Linked DNA regions of Homo sapiens: region 2 is linked to region 1. Evidence: chromatin contacts called from ENCODE Hi-C data. All regions are on one chromosome and are shown on one strand. Each heading gives the region's core, a stretch centred on a gene start or an enhancer-like site at or near the end of the contact. The rest is flanking DNA. Distances are from core to core; before and after follow the strand shown. Region 1 holds the start of LHX5-AS1 (LHX5 antisense RNA 1). Region 2 holds the start of TBX5 (T-box transcription factor 5).

The links. Hi-C counts contacts between places; a loop is a spot of excess contacts on that map. Pooled maps may share reads with other maps.
Region 2: a loop to region 1 is called in a map of naive thymus-derived CD4-positive, alpha-beta T cell, with 13 times the contacts of the local background. The contact joins the promoter of TBX5 here to the promoter of LHX5-AS1 in region 1. A Hi-C loop is called at or near these places in 1 of 168 maps with a recorded cell type or tissue (naive thymus-derived CD4-positive, alpha-beta T cell), 22 of 37 single-sample maps with no recorded cell type and 14 of 50 pooled maps.

Annotation. Positions count from the first base shown.
Region 1 is chr12:113,470,216-113,473,764 of GRCh38, reverse strand. It overlaps LHX5-AS1 (LHX5 antisense RNA 1), which reads right to left and starts at 1,762. Exons shown (of 2, transcript NR_126425.1): 1 at 1,683-1,762. LHX5 (LIM homeobox 5) reads left to right here and starts at 1,894. Exons shown (of 5, transcript NM_022363.3): 1 at 1,894-2,439. The coding sequence starts at 2,267. RefSeq lists an enhancer at 2,012-2,812.
Region 2 is chr12:114,404,612-114,408,275 of GRCh38, reverse strand. It overlaps TBX5 (T-box transcription factor 5), which reads left to right and starts at 2,132. Exons shown (of 9, transcript NM_181486.4): 1 at 2,132-2,648. It overlaps TBX5-AS1 (TBX5 antisense RNA 1), which reads right to left and starts at 81. Exons shown (of 3, transcript NR_038440.1): 1 at 1-81. RefSeq lists enhancers at 1,705-2,205, 2,244-2,930.

The DNA of each region.
Region 1 (3,549 bases), core at 513-3,012:
CGCAGCTAGGAGTACACACACAAACACAAATACAAACATAACCCCCTCACACACACATACACACACACACACAAAAGCCTACAGGAGTTGCATAAACAAAAAACTACTGTTTGCACAAATACACACATTTGCAGGCACACACACACAGCGACTGGCACACAAACATAGCTCTTCAGAATTCTGCACTCACAAACACAACCAAGCCAGCTCAGTCTCATACACACAGGGTCTCAAGCATGCACGCCCTCACCTACACACAAACACACACATTCAGATTTTTCAAAGTACACCTTCACATCAATGCTTGCAAACACAGACACAAACACTCTTACGTGAATGCACACGTACACATGAAAACACCCTCACATTTATGCATCCTCAAATAAGCAAACACACATAGGCACAGACCAACAAAAATAAAAGTGCACACAGTGATAAACACAAACATTAGCAGGACCATACACAATTACAAACACACGAATCTGCACACACGAAAACGCACACGCAGAAATTTACTCACAGGATTGATGGTACTAACACAATAAACAGATGCAAAAATGGAATTCTCAAACAGCGAGTATACACTAACAAGCTCAGGAAACACACCCAAACAAACATTCACAGCCAAGTGCTGGCACAAACCCCTCCAGCTCCAGCCCTTGGTCCCAGGCCCTACTCCCTCAGCCCCCTTTCCAGAAGCGAAAGGCAAATCCTGGTTGCCCATTCCCGGCTTCCCCAACTAGGATCCCTGGTGGCCACGCTGGCCCCAGGGGAAAGGAGGCCTGGTCCCTTCTCCTACTCAGACCCACACACCCCCTCCTCACGCACACCTGCCAACATCCCCCCTCCCCCTTAACACACACACACTCTCTCTCCTCACACTCTGGGCGCCCTGCCGAGCACGGAACATACGTGCGCCGCTTCTCCTGCGCCCAATGAGGGGACGAACTTGCACACCCAGCCCGCACGGCGTGAATACAAACAGCGCTCTCATAGTCGCTGGTGTCCCCCGCCTCAGCCGTACGACCCACTCACCACAGTGCCCCATAGGCTGACCTGGAATCTGGAAGGTGCAGCGAGGAAAGGAGAGACGTGGTGAGTGCCACCTCCGAGCTGTCTGCGGGAAGACCCGTCCACCCTGAATCTCCCCCTGTCCACATCTCCCTCAGAGCCCCGTGAGCAGCGCACTCAGGCCTGAAACTCTGGAGTTCGGGACCAGGCCAAATGGCACCCCTCCTGCTCCCCCGCCTCCCCACCCTGGGCCTGGGCCTGGGCTCGGCGGCCGGGCGGGGAAAACTACCCAGGCCGCGCGGTCTCCACTAGCTCTCTCCATGAGAAAGGCCCGGCTGGGCCCCAGCCCCGTGTATGACAAAAAGAAGCCGGGGCCGGCTCCAGGAGCCGGGAGAACCGCGCTGACGCAGCTTCAGGGCGCAGAGGGGGCGCGGGGGTGGGGGAATCCAATCTGGGCTGGCTGGGCTGGAGAAGGGGAGCGAAGTGTGGGGCGTGGGGCAACTTCTGCAAGTTCCAGGGATGGCGAAGGGGGCAGGGGTACCTCCCGGACTAGGCCTTGGAACCCGTGACCCCCAAATATTTGTGAGGAGAAAGAGAGAGGAAGAGAGACGCAATTTTCGTTTCGCGCTGCCCCCGCCCCGTCAGCCCCAAACTGGAAGGTAAATACTTACTTAGCCTCCGAACCAGGTACAAGCTAATACTCAACAATACTGATGCCTTGTTTTTTTTGCTCTGTCCGGACAGCAACGCTGTAGCCAATTTAGATATGCTATAAATTTAAGAGGTTGCCATGGCCACGGTGCGCCCATTGGCCGCTGGGCCCCCTACGTGCAGCGCCACGTCACCAAATCTGAATAAGGATGCGCGAATTACGCGGCGACCAGACAAAGATGAGGATCCGGACCGCTTGAAAGTGGGGGAAAGTGCCGGCGCCTCCGCCACCGGGGAAAGCCGCTCCGCAGCGCCGAGGCCAGCAGCCACCCGAGATACCTGGGGAAGCCCGGAACAGGCGCCGGGGCGTGCGGCCCGTGGCATGAGGTTGTGAACGCCACCCGCCCCCCACCACCCCACTCCGGGCAGCCCAGCGCCAGGCCAGAGATTGCCCAAGGACTGGACCGGCTGAGTCTTGGTCCGGACCAGACTCGCCCTGCAGCTGCTGAGACAAGAGGCGAAGGGCAGCGGAGGGCCCGGCAGGCCCGAGGGCCAGGGGCCCAAAGGGAGGGCAAGGCGGCCGAAGCCGCCGGGGCGCGGGGCTATGATGGTGCACTGCGCCGGTTGCGAGCGGCCCATCCTCGACCGCTTTCTGCTGAACGTGCTGGACCGCGCGTGGCACATCAAATGTGTTCAGTGCTGCGAGTGCAAAACCAACCTCTCGGAGAAGTGCTTCTCGCGCGAGGGCAAGCTCTACTGCAAAAATGACTTTTTCAGGTAAGAGGCCGCGCCGCTCTGCTGCCTGCGCGCCCACCCTGCGCGCGCTCCACTGGGGCGCTGGGGAAGGGGATACCCCCATCCCCATCCCAGCCTCCCCGGATCACAAGCTTAGATGGGGAGCGGGCAGCACTTTGCTCTCCTCCTGTCCTTGGTCCAGGAAAGGTCCCGAGCCCAGGCGGAGGAAGAAGGACGCTGCTTCGCTGCCTCACGTTGGCTCGAGGCCGGCTCAGAGCGCTGGCGGGGCAGAGGGAGGAAGCCCTGACAAACTTGCTATCCACTCCTCTCCGCCCCTTCCAAGCAGCTGCAACCCCAAGACAGAAGCTTCAAGCCCCGTCCCGAGAGAGAGGAAGGATTTTTGCATGAGTTAGAGACGCCTGAAGGCTTCTCGCTCCAGGCAGAATGTGTGAGCCCATCGGCCGCAATCCCAAACAGAAACTTCTCAGCTCCAGAGGGGGCCCAGCGAGGAAGGTCTCCCCTGGTGATGGGAGGAGAGAACCTCCCCCACCCACCTCCCAACCCCTTAAACATTTCCTCCCATGTTGAAAAGTAGAAACGAAATCGAGGCTGAGAATCAGGACCTCTGGGGTCTAGACTGGGCTGTGGCACCTCCCCAGCCCCCCTACCCCTGTGGGCCCTGTGGCTGGCCAGGGCAGATCACCTCTCTGGGCCTCAGTTTCCCCAGCCTGGAAGCCACTGGAGTTTGGGGCAGCTGAGCCCTACCTGTTTCCTCTGGGCACCCAGAGCCGGCTTTGTGAACAGGAATTCCCCGCGCTGAGGAATGGGGGCGTGAATCACGCCACAGAGAAAGGCAGCCTGCCGGCCCCAGCGACTCCGCACTGAGAATTTGAATGGGAGAAAATGTCAGCCGCTCCTTTACACGTGTTAACTCCCTGGACCCGGAGGCCCGATGCCCCTAATGTAGCAGTGCTTGCAAAGTGCCTAATGATTTTTGATAAGGTGCATATGGCCAATTACGCTGCCGGATAAGGCCAAAAGTGACTTATGGCTTCTAATGCCCTCACTACATCAATGTCACCCAAATTCGCCCTGTTTAGAGACATGGGTGTGAGTAGATGTGGGGTCCCTAGAGTCCTGGGTCCTCCCCCA
Region 2 (3,664 bases), core at 883-3,382, 930 kb before region 1:
CCGGAGAAAGCCGGGTTGGTTTATGTCTTTATTTATTCCCGGGGCCAAGACGTCCGGAACCTGTGGCTGCGCAGACCCGGCACTGATAGGCGAAGACGGAGAGAAATTTACCTCCCGCCGCTGCCCCCCAGCCAAACGTGACAGCGCGCGGGCCGGTTGCGTGACTCGTGACGTCTCCAAGTCCTATAGGTGCAGCGGCTGGTGAGATAGTCGCTATCGCCTGGTTGCCTCTTTATTTTACTGGGGTATGCCTGGTAATAAACAGTAATATTTAATTTGTCGGAGACCACAAACCAACCTTGAGCTGGGAGGTACGTGCTCTTCTTGACAGACGTTGGAAGAAGACCTGGCCTAAAGAGGTCTCTTTTGGTGGTCCTTTTCAAAGTCTTCACCTGAGCCCTGCTCTCCAGCGAGGCGCACTCCTGGCTTTTGCGCTCCAAAGAAGAGGTGGGATAGTTGGAGGTGAGTTTCACCCTGGAGGACTGAGGGGGGAAATAGGTTTCTCTTTGCACTTGGCCCTCCTTGGCTTTTCACCCCGTCTTAGTCTTGCTGAATCTTCTCTTGCTGTGCTGCTACTTCTCATGAACGAAATAAGAATGGCTTCGTGTGTCACCTGGCAAGAATGGATTCTCTCGAAAGGTTTGAAAATCCCTATTTTGCTTGGTGGCCCAGACCATCTGTGCTCAATGAGCTAAGCAAATCTGGCTGGGCTATTACCTGGGAGAGTCCAGATTTTTCCTCTCTGGAGGGGCCTGAAGATTATTTATGGGAATTAATTTTATCCCCAAATCTCTGAGAACTTAAAGGGATTGGGAAGGTCTTTCTGGATTTCCCTTTCCCTCTACTGGAGATGTAGCGGTTCAGCCTTCTTCCGATGCCATGTTTGTTTTTCGTGTCTTCGGCCTAGGGTCGCCTTGCCAGCAAGCCTAAAGGCCTCCAAGCTGACTTGGAGGGTGAGGGTGTTTTCACAAATAAATACATCGCCTGGGCAAAGGGAAAATATCTGTTTGCAAACAAACCTGGAAGGTGGAGTGAGCACCATAGCAAAGGAGGGCTGGCTTTCTCCCCGGTTGCCCCACATTCAGGGTTGGAGATTCTCCACTTTGGCATTTTGCAGCAATGGCCTGGCCTGGGATTTTAGCAGAGCAGTCACAGAGGGTTACACAGCTGCTGACCTCGGGGCATTTCTCCTCCCTCCATCCCTTTCTCCAGACCTTGACTTGCAGGCCCAAGTCTCTTATCAGAACCCTAGAAAAATCAGTATGATGGGGGTACAGGAGGTAAGGATGGGAAACAGAACAGGACTCCTGACATTTACTCCAAGCACCAATATTCGGTGTCCCAATCTGGGTCTGCTCAGACTGAGACCTACTGACTGTGTTTGTGCTTTTATTGACCTCTTCAACTCACCCTAAAAAAAAAAAATACATCTCAGAGAGGGAAAGGGCAAGGAGAGGAGACCAGTGGAGATGAAAACCCTAGCCAGTCCCCAGTGACTGTTTGATTATTTTAATAAAACTGGGCACTGCCTTGTGTACACCTGGAGCAGGGGACGTCTGGTGGCCCCACTGGGTGGGGGGTGAGGGCCCGCAGCGATTTCTTAGCATCTTTGATCTCGGCCCCCATCCCAATGCACCTTCACCCTGCCTTCACCCCAGAGTCGTTGAGAGTAGGGGTGATGAGTAGGGGGTGGAGGGGAGATGTCAGGAAGGCGAGCGCCGGCCAGGCGGGGTCAGGCAGCTCTCCTTCTCGAGGTCAGCGTTGGAGAGAATGTCTGCAAGGCTGCGGAGGCCCGCGGTGTGTTTGTGTGTGTGCGTCCAGACTCGGTTCTCTGCACCGCCAGCGTCACTGAGATTACTTCCCGATTAGAAGCCGACCGCGTTTGAAATGATTTGTGCAGGAGTTTTTGCAGCCACCGCTTGCTCAGAGAAGCAGAGATGGATGGAGGTTGGGAAAGGGGTAGAGAGGAGGGAGTTATTGCAGGTCTGTGTTGAGAGTCGTATTGTGATTTGAGTGTTCGGGAAATCTAGTGGAAATTTGGGGTGGGGGGAAGGGAGGACGGGAGGGTGGGAGGGAGAGAGAAGGGGGAGGGCGACAGAGTGCAGTGGGAGCTAGTTGGATAGGCGATTTCAGTACTTTGTGAGCATCGAGGCAACCCAACGTCACTGTGCTCAGCTGAGTTGGCTTGTATTTCAGAGAGAGAGAGAGAGGGAGAGAGAGTGAGAGAGACTGACTCTTACCTCGAATCCGGGAACTTTAATCCTGAAAGCTGCGCTCAGAAAGGACTTCGACCATTCACTGGGCTTCCAACTTTCCCTCCCTGGGGGTGTAAAGGAGGAGCGGGGCACTGAGATTATATGGTTGCCGGTGCTCTTGGAGGCTATTTTGTGTTCTTTGGCGCTTGCCAACTGGGAAGTATTTAGGGAGAGCAAGCGCACAGCAGAGGAGGTGTGTGTTGGAGGTGGGCAGTCGCCGCGGAGGCTCCAGCGGTAGGTGCGCCCTAGTAGGCAGCAGTAGCCGCTATTCTGGGTAAGCAGTAAACCCCGCATAAACCCCGGAGCCACCATGCCTGCTCCCCCGCCTCACCGCCGGCTTCCCTGCTAGGAGCAGCAGAGGATGTGGTGAATGCACCGGCTTCACCGAACGAGGTAACCGTCCCGGCAGATGGCCCGGGAGGCTCAGGAGGGAGCTCGTCGGCCGAGTCGGCTGGGGCGGCGGGAATGGCGGATTCCAGCCCGGCTTTGCATTCTGCAGAGCACAGCTTGCAGAGATTTTGCGCGGCTCGGAGCTCCCCGGCAAATGGAGTCTGGGAGGCCGCCGCGGCTGGCGGAGCGGCATTGAGGTTTGCAGAAGCACGGCCTGGTTCTGTCAAACCGCATCTTGTTCGCCTCCGCCAGCCCAGAGCTCCCCGGGACCCTGGCGAGGGCGCGGGGTAGGATTCTCCCCGCGGCCGGCAGTGAATGGGAGCGCGTGTAGGGGCGCCAGCCCTGCTTTCTTTTGTTGTGAGTAGGCAGCGGGGCTCCAGTCGCCGCCTCCCTGAAGCCCCGAGAACGAGGCGAAGAAAGCTGCTTGCAAGTCAGGCCTCAGAAGCTGTCCTTCTCCTCGGCCCCATTTCTAGATCTCTGGCCACAGCAGGTCAGGGTGGGATCTGGCCGCTTGCTTAAGCAGCTGCTGAGGTTTTGGGGGACCATCGCTTGTGCCCGCTTCCCAAAGTCTTCCCGTTCTAGGGGGAATTCCTACTTGCGTATAGAAGAGATTGGAAGGAGATCAGAGAGCAGGAGACAGGCTCATCGGGCTTGAACAGCTCTGCGGCAGTTATTTTGTGTGTTCTAAGCTCATACGCCTGCAAACCCGGGCCGTTCTATGCATTGCGGGGACCCGGGCTGCAGATTCAATGTCTCCAGCCTAGGACTTATCCGAGAATGATTTTGTCCTCGCCAATCCTGAGCCTGAGCCTGCAGTTTTAGCAGGCCAGGCCTGGCTGAAGTTCAGAGAAACCCCTTTCGGCCTGGTCACTCCACAAAATGCCCGCCATCCCCCGCCCGGCATCAGAGCGCTGGTGGCGGGCACCCAGTGACGAGCCTTCCTCGGAACGGCTGCACGGTGACTTTCTTCATCTAGTCTTCTGTTTGGCTACTTTTTATCTTTTAACGAATCTTACTTA